Linked DNA regions of Mus musculus: region 1 is linked to region 2. The links are chromatin contacts, found by Hi-C or POLR2A ChIA-PET in ENCODE. All regions are on one chromosome and are shown on one strand. The core of a region is the stretch at or near the end of the contact, and the rest is flanking DNA. Distances in the headings are between cores, read along the strand shown. Region 1 holds the start of Sox13 (SRY (sex determining region Y)-box 13). Region 2 holds the start of Ppp1r15b (protein phosphatase 1, regulatory subunit 15B).

Region 1 (5,262 bases), core at 2,684-5,183, 290 kb before region 2:
AGCTTTTACAGAAGACCAGCTGAAACACGTAGACTTGTGGGACTGAGCAAGTACTAGATTCTTGGACTTCCCATTCACAGCTGACCATTGTTGTGTTAGTTGGACTGAAGCCTGTAAGTCATTCCAATAATTTCCTTTAATATATAGAGGCATTCCATAACTTCTGTGATTCTAGATAACCCAAATATAATAGGTCTGTGGTGGTGGTAGAGTCAGTCTCTCTCTCTCTCTCTCTCTCTCTCTCTCTTCCCCGTGGTGTGTGTGTGTGTGTGTGTGTGTGTGTGTGTGTGTGTGTGTGAGAGAGAGAGAGAGAGAGAGAGAGAGAGAGAGATTGTCCTAGGAGGAGTTAGTAATCCTAGTTACTCTGATTATGAGGGAAAAGAGTCATGCATTCAAGGCCAGCCTGGGTAACTTAGTGTGACTTTGTCTCAAAATTAAAAACAAATACAAAAAAGGAATATAGTTAAGTAAGGGCAACTTTTGCTTGCCTAGCACACAAAAGCTTCTAAACCGTTTAATCACAGGTGGTGTGGAGAGGTTAGGTGAGTCATTGATACATTGTAATGTCGGGAATGAGTGAAAGGAACTTGTCCTAAGCACTGCCATTTTGTTTTTAGACTCCATTTTAATCATACAGTGAAACTAAGTTAAAGTTCCCAGGCCCTAGGAAAGCTGAGGACTTTCTAATAGCTGACCACTTTCCATTATTCATCTTTTACTCCCCCAAACATAATGACTGCTCCTAACTACAAAAGAACAAACAGACTTAATTGGTTGAACTGTAAAACCTACATTCTGCATTGGTTGACACAGACCAATCACATAAAGAAAACTCCATCCCTAAATCCTCATTGGTTGAAAAACGTAACTGTAACTCTGCTCAGATGTTTGTGGGTTTTCAGGCTTAAAAAGCTCTGAAGCATTGTGGCTCAGGGTCACAGTTCAGCTCCCCGAGTCAGTAGTGGCTTGATTTCAATTCATTTTTGTCACGTGGATTGACCTGGTGTTTGAGTTTGGACCCAATAACAGTACTCAACATTTTGAAAACAGATAAAATTTTGTCTTGGGGGGCTGGAGGTGTGGCTCAGTTGGTAGAGTGCTGCAATAGCATGCAGGAGGAACCTAGTTTCCATCCCCAGCCCCGCACAAACCTTCCCATGTTGTGATCCTCTTCTAATCTCAGCACTTGGGAGGCAGAAGCAGGAGTTCCAGAAATTCAAGTTCGGCCTATAGAGTTTGGGGATAACCTGGGCTATATGAGCCCTTGTCTCAAAATATTTTTTTTTCATCTTAGGATAGAAGGTAGACAGGCAGGAAAGTGGGGCATGGGAGAACACCTCAGAAGAACAGGCCCCTCGAGATGGTGCTTAGGGAAGACATAAACAAGGGAGGCTGAGAAAGAACATGCTGCAAGGCTGGAGAATATTCTGGAGTGTGGGGGTGCAGAATGAGTATTACAAGGTATGCATTTGATATTAGAGGTATACATTTGATGGTGTGGTCATAAGAAAGACCTAGCATCCTTCATTAGTTTCCTCCCTCCACTTACTGTCTCTAGCTGCCCACCCCCCACATCTAAAATGATGCCAAGGATACTGGTGCCACAAAGTCAGTAAGGTGGCACCAGACATTTTATGGGAAAACAGTGCCATGTCAGCAGCAGACACTTCATAGCTTAATTTGGTGGCAGTGACTGGGAGGGCTGTGTTAGAAATGAACTGCCAGGCGGTGAGTGATGGAGACAGGAGCATGCACTTCTAGGCTCCCTGTTGTTGTTTTTAGAGATGCCAAGGTTTTTATTTTGTCTTAACTTATTATGCTGTTATTATTGTTGATGATGATGATGACAGTGTCTCACTATGTAGATCAGGCTACTTCCAAACTCATAGAGATCTACCTGCCTCTGCTTCCTGAGGCTGGGGTTAAAGGAGAGTAACTGCACACCCAGTTCAAACTCCATTCTTGTCTGTCTCCATCTGCTGTAGCTAATGGCAGGGACAGGGAGGGGCCCACAGAGAAGTGCACCACTGAAGCTGACCAGGGGCCAGAGGGAAACCACAAGATATGGGTGCACAGACATGCTGTCTGGGAGGAGAGAAAGAAGGTGGCCCTTGGATAATTCTTTCCTGGCTTCTGAAATGATCCCACCCAGTCTCCCTAAAACCATACCCTCAACAGTTACCATTGGCCTTTCCCATCTGCTTTCCCACACTCTAGCCCTACCTTGGCTCAGGTCTTCATCCTTCCTTCTGAAGCTCCTCATTGGCCAACCTCTGTACCTCAGCTACACTGATTGCACCAGAGCCCTGCTTAGAACCCCTTTCTTTGTAAAGAGCTAACTGATAAACACGAATGTATTATGGGCCTCCTCTTTGCCAAGTCCCATCTAGACACATAGGATCTAACCATGAACAAGAGGCACATCCCTCCCTGTCCCAAAGAGTTTACCATCTCAATGTCACAGTGTAGACAGGCAAATGACCTGTGGGGTTCTCAGAGCCCATGGATGGAGCTCCTGGCCATGATTTGATCCTCAAAGATTGCCTGAGAAGCTGGTACCAGACAGAGACCCAAAAGACAGAAGACTATGGAAGAGTTGTCACCCAGGCAGGGAAGCAGGGACTGATGAAATGCATGCATCCTGTGGAAGCTTCCTGCTTGGCCACCACTCGAGAGGGAGAGGGTCATACAGTCCCACAATGGGCGTTCCTTCAACCAGCCCTGCTCCCACAGGTCTTCAAGACGTACTTCAAACTGTGGCCTTTCTAAGGAGACTCTGATCCAAGTCCCCATAGCTTAGCATCCTTGGTAGACCCTATGGCTCTAGCACTTTGTAGAATTAGAGTCTTCACAACATGGGAATCCAGAAAGGGCTGCCACTGTGTCATTCATCTTGGTGATCCCTGGCATCTGCTTGGGTCAGGTTTGGTGTAGACATTTAATAGATGGGCCGAATGAGGAGAAACCCTTCTTCAAACAAACCTTCCTCCTAAACGGGGCAGGAAGAAAGGAAGGACTTGTTGGAGAAATTCTAAAAAGGACAGGGCTAGGGAGTGGCTAGACATTAGGAAGCTGTCAGAGATCTGATCGCATCAAAGCAGGTCTCTCCTTGCCCTCAGGTTGGTTTCAAATTGAGATCCTCCTGCCTCAGCTTCCCAGGTATTATAGGCATGAGCCACTCCCAGCTCCAAGGGCAGTTCTCAAGGAGCATGCCTTTAATCCTAGCACCCTGGAGGCAGAGCCAAGCAGGTTTCTGTGAGTTCGAGGCCAGTCTGATTTACCAGTGAGAAAAATAAAGTTCAATCTCGGGTCTCTGGAGGAGGCTGTGAACTGGACTTGTTAAAAGGAATGAAAATTCCCCATAGTAACTCTCAAACCTGGGTCGAGGGGACTAGGCAGAATTCACCTTCCTCCCCCTATTTTCTCTATCCAGTGGGTCACTACATCTCCACAGGTCTCACTCTGGAGAACCTCTGCTGTCCCCTTCCCAGCACAGGTCTCCAGCTGTTGAGGCCTGGCTGGACCAGCTGCTGGGAGGAGGAGGAGGAGGAGGAGGAGGAGGAGGAGGAGGAGGAGGAGGAGGAGGAGGAGGAGGAGGAGGAGGAGGAGGAGGAAGCTCTGTCCCTCCCTCCTCCATCTCCACACCCTCCCTCCTCCCCCGCCCGCTCGCGCCCTCCCTCCCTCCCTCCCTCTTTCTCCTCGGAGGCTGTCGGAGTGGCTTTCGCAGAAGCGAGCGGCGAGCGCCCTGCTCCAGTCCCGCCTGGGAACTGAAGTGTACGAGCGCGGCTCCTGGAAGCCGAGCTCCGGAGCGGCCGGCGGAGGTCGAAGGCCGAGGCGGCGCGCTCAGCTTCGGAGGCCCTGGCTTTGGACCCAGCGGGCTCGGAGCTGCGCGGAGGAGCAGAGCGCACTGCCCGCCGGCCTGGCGGGCGCAGCGGCCGCGAGTCCGGGAGCCGGACTGCGGAAGGGAACACGGCGGCGGCCAGCCGGGGGCAGAGGGCAGAGTGCCGAGCGGCCTGGCTCGGAGGAGGGCGCCGCCCGACCCGTCCTCAGCTCGGCGACCGTGGCCAGCGGAGCCCGGCGGGCCGCGGGTCCTGAGCGCTTCCAGCCCACGGCGGGGGGCGTGCCTCCGCCCGGCCGCGCCGCCCCGGCCCGCTGCCCGCCGCGTTGCCGGGGCATGTGAGCGGGAAGGCCAGGCTGCTGGCTGCCGGGACGCACTGAGCAGAAGCCGGAGCGCGGAGTTGCGACCCCGGGCCCGCGCCCGACCGATTAGTAAGTGCGCCCCTTCGCGCCGCGCGCCCCATCACCCCAGCCTCGCGAAGTTTGACACGCGCGCCCCCGCGTTCCTAGGGACACGCTGGCTCTCTGCCGCGCGACTTTCCATCTTGGGCAAAGTTTTTGCCAGGCGGAGCCGATCCTACCAGACCCCTCACAACGCCGGCCGGTGGCGCCGCGCTGATCCCGCGTCCTTTTGGAGGGCAGTGGCTACAGGCCGTTGGGGGTGGCGTGCGCGCGCCACGCGAGCCGGGCTTCGGGGGTCCTCTACCCGCCCGCCCTTTGCGACCCGCCGGCCTTAGGTCTTTCGCCCCAGCCTGACCAACGCTCCCAGTTTAAGCACTCCCAGCCTGAGCTTAGATGTCCCCGTGCGAGCCCCACGTGGGGCTCGGGTACCCGCAACGCGGAGCTCCGGTCCCGGGGTGCATTGGGCAGCCGGGGTTCAGCGCGCGCCCTTCCCACGGCTCCGGTTCATTCCCCGCGGACCAGCCGGGCGCCGCCTCCCATTTTTTCAGCCCTTGCTGCTCTTCACTCCAGCCTGCCCCTTGCCACCCCTGCGTCCCACGGTGGAGTGTCGGAGAAGCGCCTTTCAGCCCCTTTCACTGTAGAAATAAATTGATCACAGGACTGATGGGATGGGGGTGGGGGGTGGTCGCGTAGTCCCAGCGGTTCGCCATTGTTTTCCCATCCCACGTTCGGTACGTAAACACACACTCACGCGAGTGTGTGTGTGTGTGCGTGCGTGTGTTTGCACGCGCCAGCTGCGGCTGCTCAGATTCCCCAGGAGCTCTAGGGTCGCCCGCGGGATCTCCCCGCAACCAACCTACATGTCCTGGCAGGAGGTGCCTCATTACTTGAAGCTGGGGGGGGAAAGGCACGGAGAGTGGGAGCTGTCCCAGAGTCCTTGGCGAGGCCGGGGGTCCGGCTTGGGCTGGACGTGAATTTTGAACTTCAGCCTTGGATCATTCCGGGAGGACCCCGGGCGCTTGA
Region 2 (4,871 bases), core at 725-3,224:
AAGAGTTCCAAAGGTGAAGGCCTTCCGAGTCCTGTTCCACGTCTGATTCAGACAGGGAGCCATCGCTATCAAAGCCATCGTCCTCAGGTTCCTCGCCCCAATCCTCACTTTCAGAATCAGAGCTGGCTTCCAAGTCACTGGGGGCGCCTCCCAAAATATAATCTATCAGTTTGTTGCTACAAACTGGTCTGGTAGAAACAGGAAGGCTCTCTCCTCTATCTGAGAGGTCAGTTGCATTAGTGTGGTCCTCTTCACATTCTTTTTCCACGGGTAATTCACAAAACAGACTGCTTCCCTGGGGGCTCTGTGAAACTTCTTGAATCACCAATTCTGGTTTTTTCTCAGTGGGCTCCGGCCTGTCTGCAGCAGGGGACACCGCCTGTGCTGGGTTATCTGTGCAATGTTGTGGGTCCATCCGGAGAAGGTTATGTTCCTCCTCCAGGCTATGATAGCCATTATCTTGGTCAGGGGTGGGTAACTCTTGCCCTTTGTTAGCCTGGAGGAATTCTAGCCGTTTCATACGAAGGTGGTGGATTTCCGGCAGGCCTTCTGTAGAGAGAGGCGGACACCTTCTCCAGGCGGTTGCCGACATCTCTGCCCGCAACGGCTGAGGGTGACAACCATCTTCAGAAAGATAGCAGCTCTCTGGGGTTAGTGTTCGGAAACCCACAAACTGGCCACCTCCAGCGCTGCTCTGACAGCGCAGCCCTAACTGGGGAAGGTAGTCCAGGTAGGAAGGGTTCAGGAGATAGGAAACTACCTTGAAATTACCTAAGCTCTGAACGCTCAGAGGCCCAGAGGATGAAGAGTCAAGTTCTCGGTGGGAGACTAGACCAGCTTGAAGGCTACTGGGCAGCAACTCCACTCCCCACAGCTGCTGCTCCAGGAGGAAAGTGGGCGCTGCAGAGTCTAAAGCTCTTTCCTGGGCCTTGAGTTTTAACTCCAGGTCTGAGGACGAGCACTGCCACTGGAGTCCCTCCTCTAGCCAATCAAGAGAACTGACAACCAAGTCTTCCGAAGAGTCCAGCCGCAGTGAACTCAGAGACTTCTGCACCGTGGGAGCGGCAGATTCCTCCCGTCCTCTCAAAGCTCTCAGGGCGCTGTAACTTGCGGCAAAATCTAGCCATCTGGTAGGAATCAGGCCCCCGAAAAGCTGGCTCCAAAGCAGCAGCTTCTGGAATAGGCTAGGGAGCAGGGCAAGGAGCTGAGAAAGCAATTTGGTCCAGTACCTGGTCCGACGCTCGGGCAGAGCGGAGTTCCCGGGATTTTGTCGAGAGGAAGGCGGCGGGAACTCCGAAGAGCAGGCGTGCGATCGCCGAAGGAAGGGCAGCCGGAACCAGGAGCCCAGCCGAGGGCCAGGCCGCTTCCGGGCCCTGTGCGTTCCTGTCTCCATCTCCTTTCCTTGGCGGCTTCTCAGACAGGAGGAGGACAGAGCTCAGCGGCGTCAGCGCAGGCTGGATCCGAGGTCTACACAGTCTCCGCCTTGCCCAGCCACGGAGTGGGTACTGCAGTCCGATTCCCGCGCCGGCAGAGGAGGCCCAGAGAGCGGCGGCTTCCGCAACGAGTGCTGCACCGGACGGCCCAGAGGCCCGCGCAAGCGGTGGCGACCGCGGTTAGGTCCATCCCGGCTAGGGAAGGAGACGTCCTAGGCCGTGTGAGATCGCTCCACCATAGAGAAGACCCTCCCTCGCGCGGCGGCGACGGAGACGACGGCGGCGTTTCCGGTGGCCCGCACGGAGGCGCGAAACGCCAAGGCGGAAAGGGTGGCTGGGTGGCAGGCGAGGGCGCAAAGAAGCGAAGCTCAAAATGGCCGCAGCCGCACACCCGGAAGCTGCAGGGCGAGACGGAGGACCGAGGGCGTCTACTCCCTACCGCCCAGCGGCGCCTCACGTCATTCGCCGAACCCCCACCCTTGCCTCCCGAGAGGCGGACTTGCCTCACCCTCGTGCGTGGCCTCTGATTGGCCGCGTCTGTGGTCCCTGTCGGCTTCCTTACTCGGGGTAGAGCGGGGCTCGCACGCGGCGAGTTGCATCAGCCGGACCTAGGATGTACGCTTGCGCAGTCAGTTCATTCTGGTCTCCTAGGAGACTCCGCGCCCCACCCTCTAGGTCAAAGGGAATGGCTGGGGAGGTGAGTGGGTTTCAAGAGAACCCGAGAATTCTCCCGAGCCCTTTTTTATGGATCCGATTGCTAGGCAAATTATCCGCTTATCTGACACGTGTATCGGTCTTCTCCTATTAAGGGCGTAGGAAGACTGGAGTGAAACGATGTAGGCAGTGCTGTATAACCAACTCGCCTGGTGCTAAGACACACATCATCCCTAGTGAATCATAGTGAAACTGAATCACTCACACATTCCTGTCCCCTCTGCTTTAGGATTTCTAAGTCTCTAGCATTGCCTGTGATCTAATTTGGACATCTTTCAGGGTCCATTTGACAAAATACCCCTCAGAAAGAAAAACGCGGTGTTACTAGCAAGCTGAAGTCACAGGTGGGAAGATAACTGTTAACTAACTCAGAAACAGCGCGTTCAATTCACTTATTTCCTCAGTAACAAGAGCCACAGAGTAGAGCATCCGGCGAAGGATAACACATTGGTGACTTTTGTCCTCTGAAAAATATTGGCTGATTAATTTTAATTACTGTAATAAGGGGAGGATTTTGTTTGTTTGAAACAGATTTTACTATGAAGCTCAGGCTGGCCTCAAACTAACCACAATCTTTCTGCCTCGGCCTTCCAACCAAGTACTGGCTGATTTATCTCTTACTAGTTTGGTTTCTTTCTTCCTTTTTTATTTTTATTTTTTTCTTTTCTTACTTATCTATTTATTTGTTTATTTGAGGCCGGGTCTCTCTACAGAGCCCTGACTGTTTGGAACTGGCGATGTAGACCAGGCTGGCCTTGAACTTATTAGTTCTGTCTCTTCCTCTCCAGCAAAGAGATTAAAGGCATGCACCACCATGCCTGGTCTTTAGTTCACTTTCTTATTCTCATTTTAATCCACAATGCAAAGACCAAGTGGCTATCACAGAGCGTAGTGGTTACACTAAGGAGGAGAATCTTGCTGCCCTGGGGGAGGGTCAGCTGATCCTCATGACTTGTTGAGCAAGGAACAAGCTCTTTCTTCCCTGAAACCAAGAGTTTTTACTGTTTACGCCCCCACAACATCTTATTACTTGTGTCTGGCAGTAACTGGTTTCTTAATCCTAAAAGCTTTAGGAAAACGTAATTAGCAATGAGTCGTTTTTTTCATAGTAGCAGGAGGTCCGAGTATGCAAATAAGTTACTTCGGGCTTCAGTTCCTTTTGGGGTGAAGCCGAGAGGATCATCTAACCGCTGGGTGAGGGGCTGTATCCCCAGGCAGAGAGGGTAGGAACACAAACACTAGCTAATATTCTGCTCTCGTTCTTCTTTACAATCCTCCATTGTTTACCACTGCCTACAAAATAAAGAAAGGCTCTGTTCAGCCTGCGCTGCCCGAATGCTCTCCAGCCTTCGCTTCTGCGGCTCCTCCTCTGGAGCACAGGACTTGTCCTTCCTCCGAGCGTTAGAGGAAAGACCTCACCTTTTCTTGTGGTGTATACCTACTTACACTCCCAGTTTCAACTTGAAGGTCAAGGTCTGCTTGAGGCCTCAATGGCCCTACGGGTCAGAATCTGTTGCTCCTTTTCAAGGCTGATTCACGCCTTTTAGTGGCGTTTAACAATTTGCACCAGCCCTTCCTGTAAATGTACCCTCCAGTCCAGGCAGTAATGAAAGAACTGTACCAACGTTTCAATTTCCCAATGAGGAGGAACTGTTCTCTGTAGAAAGTTCCCCTAAGTTGGTTTTTAAATGACACATTAGAATCTCTGTGCGATTCCTTTTTAATTGTTTGTTTCGTTAGTTCAGAATTTCTTCCATTTGTGTAATATGTTTTTATCGTGTTCTCTTCCTGTGATCCTGAGCAGGTAATTATCGCTCAAGTCATGGTTCCAGTGCCTTTTTTGTCTCTTGTTTTTGCCTTGTTCTGAGACTCTGACCTCAGGTCTCATGCTAGTACCCCAAGCTCTTTCCCCACCTCCTCAACCCCTAGGTCAGAATGTCTTAAAAATTCTCCACAGTCTCTTTTCACCAAGACAGTTTTATGTGATCACAGGTAATGGTATACAAGACAAACATTTACTGATAATGACTCATAAATTTAGTTTAAAACAATTTTATATACCTATAGTTATACCATTTATTAAAGGCATAAGTAAATTTGTATACTAGTAAAATGAAGGGCTAGAAAGACAGCTCAGCAGTTAAAAGCACTGGATGCTCTTTTAGAGAACCTGGGTTCAATTCCCAACACCCACAGATTTACTCACAGCTGTCTGTAACTCCAGTTCCAGGGGATCCAAGGCCTTCTGGCCTCCTCTAGCATACATATGGTGGACAGTCATGCATGCAGACAAAACAAAACAAAACAAATACATATTATAAAATAAAAGAAAAACCTAATAAATGGATGTGACAAAATTTACATATGCTTGGCTAAATGTTTAATACTGTAAGATCCACAAGATTGTCTATTTATGAGTTTATTTATTTTTTTAGAGAAGCTTAAAGAGAATAAATTTATACATAAATACCGCAAGGATTAGCACACTTCATCTGATGAGATAAGTTTCTTTCCTAGTTAAGTAAATGATGGCAGGTGATTGATATTTTATAATCACCAATGCTTGGAAAGTCCTTCACATAAATACAGTAGAACAAAATGGCTGCAGTATGGCTAGGGGCTATTCCAGAAATTCTGTCTTGGTTCTAGGTCATAACGCATGACTTAGATGACTTGCTCCTTTGTTTGTTTGTCTATCATGGAACTCACTCTGTAGGCCAGGCT

Evidence for each region. Hi-C counts contacts between places; a loop is a spot of excess contacts on that map. ChIA-PET counts read pairs that join two places held with the same protein, here RNA polymerase II (POLR2A).
Region 1: a loop to region 2 is called in a map of heart, with 4 times the contacts of the local background. The contact joins the promoter of Sox13 here to the promoter of Ppp1r15b in region 2. A Hi-C loop is called at or near these places in 1 of 37 maps with a recorded cell type or tissue (heart). POLR2A ChIA-PET finds 5 or more read pairs at or near these places in 1 of 5 experiments (embryonic stem cell).

The regions. Positions count from the first base shown.
Region 1 is chr1:133,422,883-133,428,144 of GRCm38, reverse strand. It overlaps Sox13 (SRY (sex determining region Y)-box 13), which reads left to right and starts at 3,933. Exons shown (of 14, transcript NM_011439.2): 1 at 3,933-4,269.
Region 2 is chr1:133,128,269-133,133,139 of GRCm38, reverse strand. Ppp1r15b (protein phosphatase 1, regulatory subunit 15B) reads right to left here and starts at 1,974. Exons shown (of 2, transcript NM_133819.3): 1 at 1-1,974. The coding sequence starts at 1,393.